Linked DNA regions of Homo sapiens: region 2 is linked to region 1. The links are chromatin loops, found by intact Hi-C in ENCODE. Cell type or tissue: endothelial cell of umbilical vein. All regions are shown on one strand. Each heading gives the region's core, and the rest is flanking DNA. Links, peaks and the distances in the headings are about the cores only.

Region 1 (6,444 bases), core at 2,185-4,684:
CTAACCCAGTAATACAATTTCCATAAATTTATTTTAATAAAATAGTGAAGGGTATAATAAATGGTATATACAACAAAGTCCACTAATGCATCATATTTAATAAATTACAAACTATTAAAAATAAATGATTAATAACACAAGAGCAGACACACCATATAAAAGTAATACTATGCATATATTAAAAAGCATCCTTTGAAATAATAGTAAATGAGAAAATGCTCTGAAGATTAAGTGAATAGATGTTGTAATATTGCATACGGTATGACCCCAATGTAACATATATGCATTAAAACCTGAGAACATGAACTAAAATGTTACCAGTGTTTATTTTGGAGTAGGAGCAATTATTATTTTCTTCTCTATGCTTTCCTGTATTGTCCAAATCACAACAGGAAAACATAATATTTGACATGTAAATTACTAAGAATGTGGCTATGTGAACCATGTGTGAATGCACACATGCATGTGTATAAGGGATGAAGAGAAAGTAAGCATGTGATGCACAGAGGAACAAAGGAATTGTGACTTGAAGTGTAACATCCATGAGAAGGTGACAGATCCCATTTGTGATCCAGGAGACAGAAGTGGGGTTGGCAAGCAGAGTGAGGACAGTCAACAAGGTCCACTTATAGAAGCTCACAAAGATGCTGCAAAAGCCTGAGCTCTAACCCGGAAAGTAAGCTTTGACAGGAAACTGTATACCAGGCAGTACAACATAGCTTGTTTGTCTGGCTTTGTTTATTGGTCAGTACATATATAGAGATTTTTGCCCCACAGAGTCTTAATTCCTCTAGTACTACATCCCCACACCTGGAGAAATTCCTTGGAATCTGAGAGCTCAATAAGAAAGAAAAAAGCAATACTATGCAAAGGCGGGAATGGTGACACAAACACATTAACGTTCTCTTCAGGACCGTTCCATTTGGTAGGATCAAGAATTTCACACGTCTTTGGCTATGCTGGACCAGAGGACCTCCCCTCCAGATATATGAAGTGCATCAGTGGGTTTTCAAATTAACAGTTATTGAAATTTGGAAACCTCTTCTTTTTCTTAATTTTTCCCAGTAACATCTATTGACCTTCACAGCTGGTATTCTGGGTAGTACACATGTGCTTGCAAAGGCAGGAAAATAGAGGATAGAGCCATGAAGAGACATAGAGAGAGAGAGACAGAGAGAGAAAGGGGGTCAGGGGAAGAAGGAGACATAGGAAAGATTAAGATTATCTACATAAAATGTCAATATTCTATCATTTTTTTAAATGTCCAAAAATGGCAGTTTCCTATGGTTCAACCTAAATGTAAATAGTATCCACATGTGTACAAGAAAAGAAAAGACAGAGAGAGAAAAAAAGAGATGCGTTATACACAAGGATGCTGTAGATGTATGTGGTCTCTCCATCTCCATAATGCTATCTCTGATTATCCACTTTGGAGGCAAAAAATAAGTGGCACTGCGTGCCAGGTCACGATTTAGAGAGCTGCAGGAATGGAAAGAAGGCCTTAAAAACAGCCACATCAAAATTAATGGCTAAGAGGTCAAATGTTAGAGCCACGTCTTCTGAGTTGCCGTTTTCCTTTTAGATTCTTAACTCCATGGACTGTTGATTATCTGCTTTGTCAGGGACTGCTCTAAACTCCATCACTATGACACTGAGCAAAAGTCCCGGGTCTCCTCATGGTATCAGTCAGAGTGCCCGGGTGTCTACGGACTGTTAAAAGCACACACTTCCATTTCTATTTATTTCTTCGTTTCATGTGTGAGACAACACTGCTTCCGATTTTGTCACTTGACAATTTAGTTTGTGTCAGAGTCAGTGTCTCTCACTTCACGGAGAGGGAAAAGTGGAAGGGAAATAGCAATACCTTCCTTTCCTCTATTTTTTTCTTGGATGTATATTTTTCTGACATTCCACTTTCAGTTAGTTGAAAACTGGATCCTTGCCAGGACCTTAGAATGAGGAACATGCTGTCATCACCAAGGAGAATAAATTGGGCAGTTGTTCTCAACTCAAGCAGATTATCACATTTAACTGGGGGAACTGTTTTAAAGCACATATTCCCAGGCCCCATCCCAGGCCTACTGACTCAGAAGTCCTGAGAGTCTGTCTTCTTCGTTTAACTCAGTGATTTTCAGCTGGGGGTGATTTTGACCCATCCCCCGAAGGATATTTGGCAGTGTCTGGAGACAGTTTGGGTTGTCATAACTAAGAGGAAGATATTAGTGGCTTCTAGTGGGTAGATGCCAGGGGTGCTGCTGAACATTCCAAATGTACAATAACACCCACAATAAGGAATGATTTGTCCCTGTACCGTATATATATTTTCATATATTATAAATACACGCACATGTAATCCTGTTCTTTAGTTGCCGTGTGTGGAAAAGTGGCGTTATCAAAAAGATGCATGCATTTGAGTGTGGCATATTCTGCAGGAAATAATGTTAATAATGGAGGCCAAGAATACATGTGTTTAGTTTTATATCTTGCCCAATCTTCCTTGTTTGATAGTGAATCCTGAGATTCAAATATTGGTTCAGTAGGCAGAAACAGACAGCGTCTGCTATGCCTGCTTGATCTGAAGTTTTCTACCAATGAAAGTGAAAGGATTCTTCTCTGTTATTATTTGTTTGAAGCCTCCCATGGTTTCTGGTCACAGCAGTTGCTAGTGAAGAGAAACCATCAGCACAGGCTTAGAGGTAGGTGGAAGGCCCATCTTTATCAGACTCCTGTAGCTCATGACTTCTCTCCTTACATGCATGTTCGTTCTGGGAAGAATTTATATACAAAGAAGAGAGTCGTTTGGGCCTCATTTCTACATCCGTTTATTCATTCATTCACACATCCAGTACTGCTTGAGTGTCTACTATATGCCAGGCACTGGTGTCGGTGCTGAGACTACAGCATTGAACAGACAAGACCCTGCCCTCAGGGAATTTGCCTTATGGTGGGGGAAATGCACACAGAGAACTGTACGGAATTTGTCATGTGTGGGGAGAACTAAAGCAGGGAAAGGAGAAGAGGGAGCACCATGGGATGGATGGTTAGAGAAGGCCTCCATGAAGAAGGAACATTTGGGCAGAGAGCTGCAGGAAGCAAATGAGCAGGGCTAGCCCAGTGAATATCTGATGAAGAGCATAGGAAGCTGGGAAGAGCAAGTGCAAAGGTCCTGGGGTAAGGAAGCAGACAAACAGCAGAGAATAAGGGACTAGCTAGTGGATCTGATTGATCTCAAAATTTGGAAATTTGTTTTAGAGGAGTTTGTAGGACTCAGTTGGGTACTGTCACCCTTCACTTTTCTCTCCGCTCCAAAATTTAAAAAATAAAGCAACGATCACCTAAGGTCAGATAATTACACAGCTTATATGCACAAAGCAGCAGAATTTGTGTTCTGCATCTCTTTCTGAAAGGAAAAGGGAACATGGTCTATGCTTAGGGAAGCGTTGTGCTTATTGGATAGTGGGGTAACAAAAGAGCATGACAGCTTCCATTCTGCAAGTGGCTAAGGGTTTTGGAAAGAGGAAAAGGAGGAGGGCTGTGTTTAAAACTTGGTCCAACAAAATACAAGTAAATAAACAGAAGCGCCAACCCAGGAAATGTGGCTAGCTGCATAGATGAAGAGTCATCGCCCCTGGAAAGTGATTCATGCTTAGGGGAAAGTAAAAAAACCAAGGAGCATTACTGTTGAAATGAGGAACGTGGTCAACGCCTGTGAGTATTCTTAATTAAAACATGTAGATATCTATTCAAGGTAGATCAGTGAGCAGGCACCTTCAGGGCCCTTGGAGAGGTAGGTAATAAGCAGCCCCCAAGGAAAACTTTCTCTTTACTCACAGGTCTCCTCAAAGGGTGTCCAAAGGTGCCAAGAGAGCAAAAGAAGGTCAGTTCCAACTCTTTCAAAACTTTAAAAGGAGCAAAGCCTGATGCTTTGTGGCCTTTACATCTTCAAAGCTCCAAGCCAACTCAGCCACCTTATGACCATAATATCTGACCAAAAGAGCCAGGTTTTTTTGTTTTTCTTTTTTAGTAGCAGGTTTTCTCTCTGAGATTCACGCATTGTCCAAAAGCTTCTGACTTTGTGGAATTGTTTCAGGGAGAAAAAGCTTTATTATTCAAGAGTCTGGGTCAGTGGTTCTTAAACTTACAACTACAGAAGGATGCCCTGGCAGCTTAATAATACTTTCAGTGTTTGCCTCCCCCCGCTCAGAACTAGTAAATGTCGATCTAGGAAGGGCTGGGAATATGCATTTTTACACCTATCCCAAGCCATTCTGAGGCCTCTAGGTCAAAGGACCTTACTTGGAAAAACATTAGTCCAGCCCTTCTCCCTCTCCTCCAAAAACACTTTGGCTCACTGATAAAATGTGGTTGTTTGGGGAGAGGTGAAGGAGAGAATACACGGAAGTTGCCCCAGTTTGCCTTGTAATCGTCTCAAATTGTGGCTCTTTATTGCAGAAGATTTGGGTTTACGCTCCTTTCCACCCCAGATTCAGGTACTTCTCGACCTAGTGCACAGCTGACTACATGGCCTGAGATAAAGAGAAGTGGCAGTTCTGCCTTCCCCAAATTTTCATTTCTAATGACCTGCTTAGAATTGTGTTTTACCTGGTCAAGTCACCGCATCCCCTCTAAGAGGACAGTAAGGTACATCGGCCATAACTTGCAGCCAGCAGTGACCCTTGAGAAAGCCCCAAAGGATGAAATTCTGAAAAACGTGTTTTCATAGCAACCCAGCAAACTGAGAAGTGCACAATTACATCCCTGTTTGGACGAGACCAGTCAATCTGATTCTTGCCCTTGTCCAAGCTGTTAGCTTGTATTTCCCTTTTTGACCAAAAGCAGTGAGTATAAACAGAAGAGGGCTGGGAAAAGGGCCACCAGGGCCATAGCCCCCAGACCAGCCTGGGGGTAGCTGTGTGATCTTAGCAAAGTCACTTCTCTTTACTCTGAAGAGTCAGAAGGCAGATTATAAAAGCTTGTAAAGGCCCTTCCTGCTCCCACTAGCCAGGATTCCACAAACTGAAGAATGTTCATGGTTAGCTTTCACTGTGGAGGTTAAAACCAGGCATGGGGTGCTCTCTAGGCAGTGGGCAAACACAGCAATTAGGGCCACGAGACACAGTGACACGATTAGGTTGCGAGGACCCAGGGCATCAAGAGACAGGGCAGAAAGGTCCCGAGAAAGGAAGAGAAGGTATAAGCCAAGGTTTATCAACCCGGACACTATTGACATATTGGCCCCAAAAAGCCTTTGTAGTGGAGGCTGTCCTGTGTACCTTAGGATGTTTAGTAGCATCCCTGGCCTCTACCCACTAGATGCCAGTAGCATCCTTCTGTATCCCTGCTCCTAGCCCCCAGTTGTGACAACTAAAAATGTCTCTACACATTGCCAAATGTCCCCTTGGCAGCAAAATTGTCCCTAGTTGAGACCAGTAGTTTAAATCAAACAAAATACTATGATGTTTTTCAGCTAGCCCTCTTAATAATTATCCCACATATTCAAAGGGAACATATGCAATTTCTACCATTGTACCCATTAAAGCACCATTGTTGGCGTATTTCACTGGTTAGCAATATAAATCTAAAAGGTAAAGACCACCCCTTTTCGATTCCAACCTTCAGCAAGTTAAGAAATATGTAAATAAAAGGAAGTTGCCAGAGGATGAAGGGGTAAAACCCATCAAAAGCATAGGATGGGGACTAAGAAAAGGTGGAAATCAAAGCAGAACCTGGGATGAATGAGGATCATTTTGGGTTGAAAGAATGGGGAAACCCTTGAGGGTGAAGGGGAAGATGTGGTGTGAGGGTGGAGGAGAAGGAAATTAGAACCTACAAAAAAGTAACCTACAAAAGAATGAGGAGATGTGTGTCTGTGTGTGTATGTGTGTGTGTGTGTGTGTGTAGCAGATTACTTAGGTTGGAGACAGAGAAGTCTATAAGGATGGGAAGTCATCATATTTTGATGGAAAGAAGGAGAACTAACAACTGGAGACAGGAGAGAAAAGCAATTGCAGGCTGGAGCCAAAAGAAATGGGAGCACATGCCGAGGTAACACCTGAGCACCAACATCAGCAAGGCAGCAGCAATGCTTGCTACGTAAACAGAATCAGCACAGCCACTGCTAGCCCCATCAGCCATCCGACATCCGCCGAGTATACACTGAGGGTCTACTAAGTGCCGGCCTCTGTGTTAGCTACTGGAGATATAAAAATAAAAATCGCTGGCCCTGCCCTCAAGAAGATTAAGTCTATCTGGTCAAGTTCATGAAAAGTAAAAGTCTGTGATTGCCTCTCCAGGAAGAAACGCTTTGAGACTCTCAGTTCATGTTGCGTAGAGGATGAAACAGCATAATCAGGAAAGAAAAGCAGCTCCCAGCACGCACCCTACCATCTTCAGTTGGCTTTAAAACAGCAATAGGGATAAAAGTCTTATATAAGGTTATACGAG
Region 2 (2,500 bases), core at 1-2,500, 97 kb before region 1:
AAACATACCAGTCTAGTGCATCAACCTAAATTAAGCTTTAGTAAATTTTCAGACTTACGTAAATCATTTCTGTTGGACCTGAAGAAAAATTCTTTAATATCTGATGAAGACCAAATTTGAGTTGACTATCTTATTGCATATGCAAAGTGAACTAATACTTATTACCTTAAGGAGTTTATCATTTCACATCATATATTAGAACTTGAAAATGTATAATTAACAGTGGTTACGCGATGGCTACATGACATCACATTTTTTCTGCTTACTCCGAATCTCTCTGTACCATCACCATCTGGGTCCACAGACGCTTGCTCCACCTCAGCCACTTTCATGGCCTACCATCTCCCCTTAGGCTAGTGTGGTTTCACCACCTGAAATCAATCAGTTACTTGTCTCAGGAGTGCTTGTGCTTTGCTTTAGCCTCTGCTGTGCAGCCAGGTTACCAGGCACTTGCCTGGCATTTCAGACTCCTACACTGAATTCGAATGGAACACTACTCCACAGGAGATGGGATGGAACATTCTCTTGGATACCAAAGCGTCAGGGTGATACAACTTAGAAGTGTAGGGAGTTCATGGGCCGGGCGCAGTGGCTCATGCCTGTAATCCCAGCACTTTGGGAGGCCGAGGCGGGCAGATCACGAGGTCAGGAGATCGAGACCATCCTGGCTAACACGGTGAAACCCCGTCTCTACTAAAAATACAAAAAAAATTAGCCGGGTGTGGTGGCGGGTGCCTGTAATCTCAGCTGCTCGGGAGGCTGAGGCAGGAGAACGGTGTGAACCCGGGAGGCAGAGCTTGCAGTGAGCCGAGATCGCACCACTGCAGTCCAGCCTGGGTGGCAAAGAGAGACTCCGTCTCAAAAAAAAAAAAAAAAAAAAAAAAAAAAAAAAAGGAGTGTAGGGAGTTCACTCCCTTTTGGACAAACTCTTAACCAGTGGCAAACAGGATATGAGACAGCCAGGCACATAAATTCTCTCTCCATCCTTCCTTCCGTGGATTGTTTGTAGGCACGGTTTATCCAAATAGCTTGTATGCAGACATCCACAGATATCCTGACTAAGTGGACACATCTGTCAAGCAATCTGCTTTGTCTTTTTCTGGCTCATTGTGATGCACCATCACACATGACTTTGCACGGCTCCCCTTTCTTCCTCAGTGGCCTGGGTTTGCACCTCCCCAATGAAGTACCAGTGCTTAATCCTTGCCTCAGGTTCTGGGGAACCTGATCAAAGACAGTTGGTTAGAAACCATCCCTACATTTTCAAATGTATGTATTTCTCAGCCAAATAGTGGGGCACGGTCCACTGTATACATCATTATGATGTTCTGAGTCCCTAAAGCATTAACAGCCAAGTTGTTGACATGTGTTTTAAGTTTTTGTATTTATATGCAACGAGAAAACAATGCCACTCCATTTAAATCCAAAACTGCCAATGTGGAAATAGGTACTGACTTATTGTTATGCTGTGTTAAAAGGGAAGAGCATGATAAGGTCCTATTTCGTCTTTTACTTAAATTCTATGATCACAATAAAATTTATGTGAAATTTGGAGTCACAAAGAATGTGAATGTTTTCTCAGCTCTGCCACCTACTTAGCTGAGCAATCTTAATCAAATTACTTAAACTCTCTGAGCTCCCTCCTCTATAATGTGGCACAATAATACATATTTCATAATGCTATTATAAAACGACCAGCCCCGTGCTTAGAATGTTGAGTGTTCAATATTTGGTAGTAATATATGTTATTATTGTAGCTTTCCAATTAAGCAAGAAAGAAAAAGTTGAGTTTTTTTATTGAACTTTTGGAAGCACTGTGATGAATTTGAATTACAAAAAGGTATTTTGCTTACAACTGATAGAATTACAACCCAAATAAGTTTAAACAACAAAGGGAAATTCCTGACTCAGATAACACAGAGAGAAGAATGGATCTGGCCTCAAACATCAGGTCTCAGATACCATGGTCTGTGCCTTCTTACCCTCCATCGATCAGGCCCTCTTTCTTCTGTGTGTTGGCCCTAATCTCTCCTTCTGCAGATCTCTTCTATGATGTTCAACAACATGTCCAGGCTTACCTCATGTCAGTTTAGCAACTTCAGTGAAAAGAGAAGGAACTTTTTCCCAATATTTACATATCAATTCTATGGGAAGGGCACTAGGCCTCTGATTGTTTCACATGCTCGCCTCTTGGACCAACCATAGTTGTTAGGGGGCTTGCATCCTAGGACTGGCCTGGTCTGATCACTTGTCGAACACAGTAGTCAAGGGGACAAAATCTATCATTTAAAGAAGGGAGCTGAGAAGGCTTCCTTAAGCATAGTCGTGTAAATGTGTGTGCACATGCACACACCCCCAGGAGCCACTGCGCAGGGATCAGCAAACTTTTTTCTGTAAAGGACAAGAGAGGGAATAGTTCAGGTTTTGCAGGCCACATAAGGTGTCAGCTGGATATTCTTCTTTGTTTTTTCATTTGTTTTGCTTTGACAACCCTATACAA

The links. Hi-C counts contacts between places; a loop is a spot of excess contacts. Peaks named below come from ENCODE experiments on the same cell type or tissue, not always from the same donor. Only the 100,000 strongest peaks of a DNase experiment are listed, where the experiment ranks them.
Region 2: a loop joins it to region 1, with 5 times the contacts of the local background. A loop is called at or near these places in 1 of 110 quality-filtered maps.

What each region holds. Positions count from the first base shown.
Region 1 is chrX:22,320,904-22,327,347 of GRCh38, reverse strand. The region is part of intron 5 of PTCHD1-AS (PTCHD1 and PHEX antisense RNA); the gene reads left to right. Among named protein-coding and RNA genes, the nearest start is that of CBLL2, 51 kb to the right of the region's middle. In endothelial cell of umbilical vein, for the core only: no CTCF peak of the experiment used is centred there; a DNase peak (open chromatin) is centred at 3,607; H3K27ac peaks cover 1,210 bases.
Region 2 is chrX:22,419,447-22,421,946 of GRCh38, reverse strand. All of the region lies in intron 4 of PTCHD1-AS (PTCHD1 and PHEX antisense RNA), which reads left to right. Among named protein-coding and RNA genes, the nearest start is that of CBLL2, 150 kb to the right of the region's middle. In endothelial cell of umbilical vein, for the core only: no CTCF peak of the experiment used is centred there; a DNase peak (open chromatin) is centred at 1,006; H3K27ac peaks cover 1,821 bases.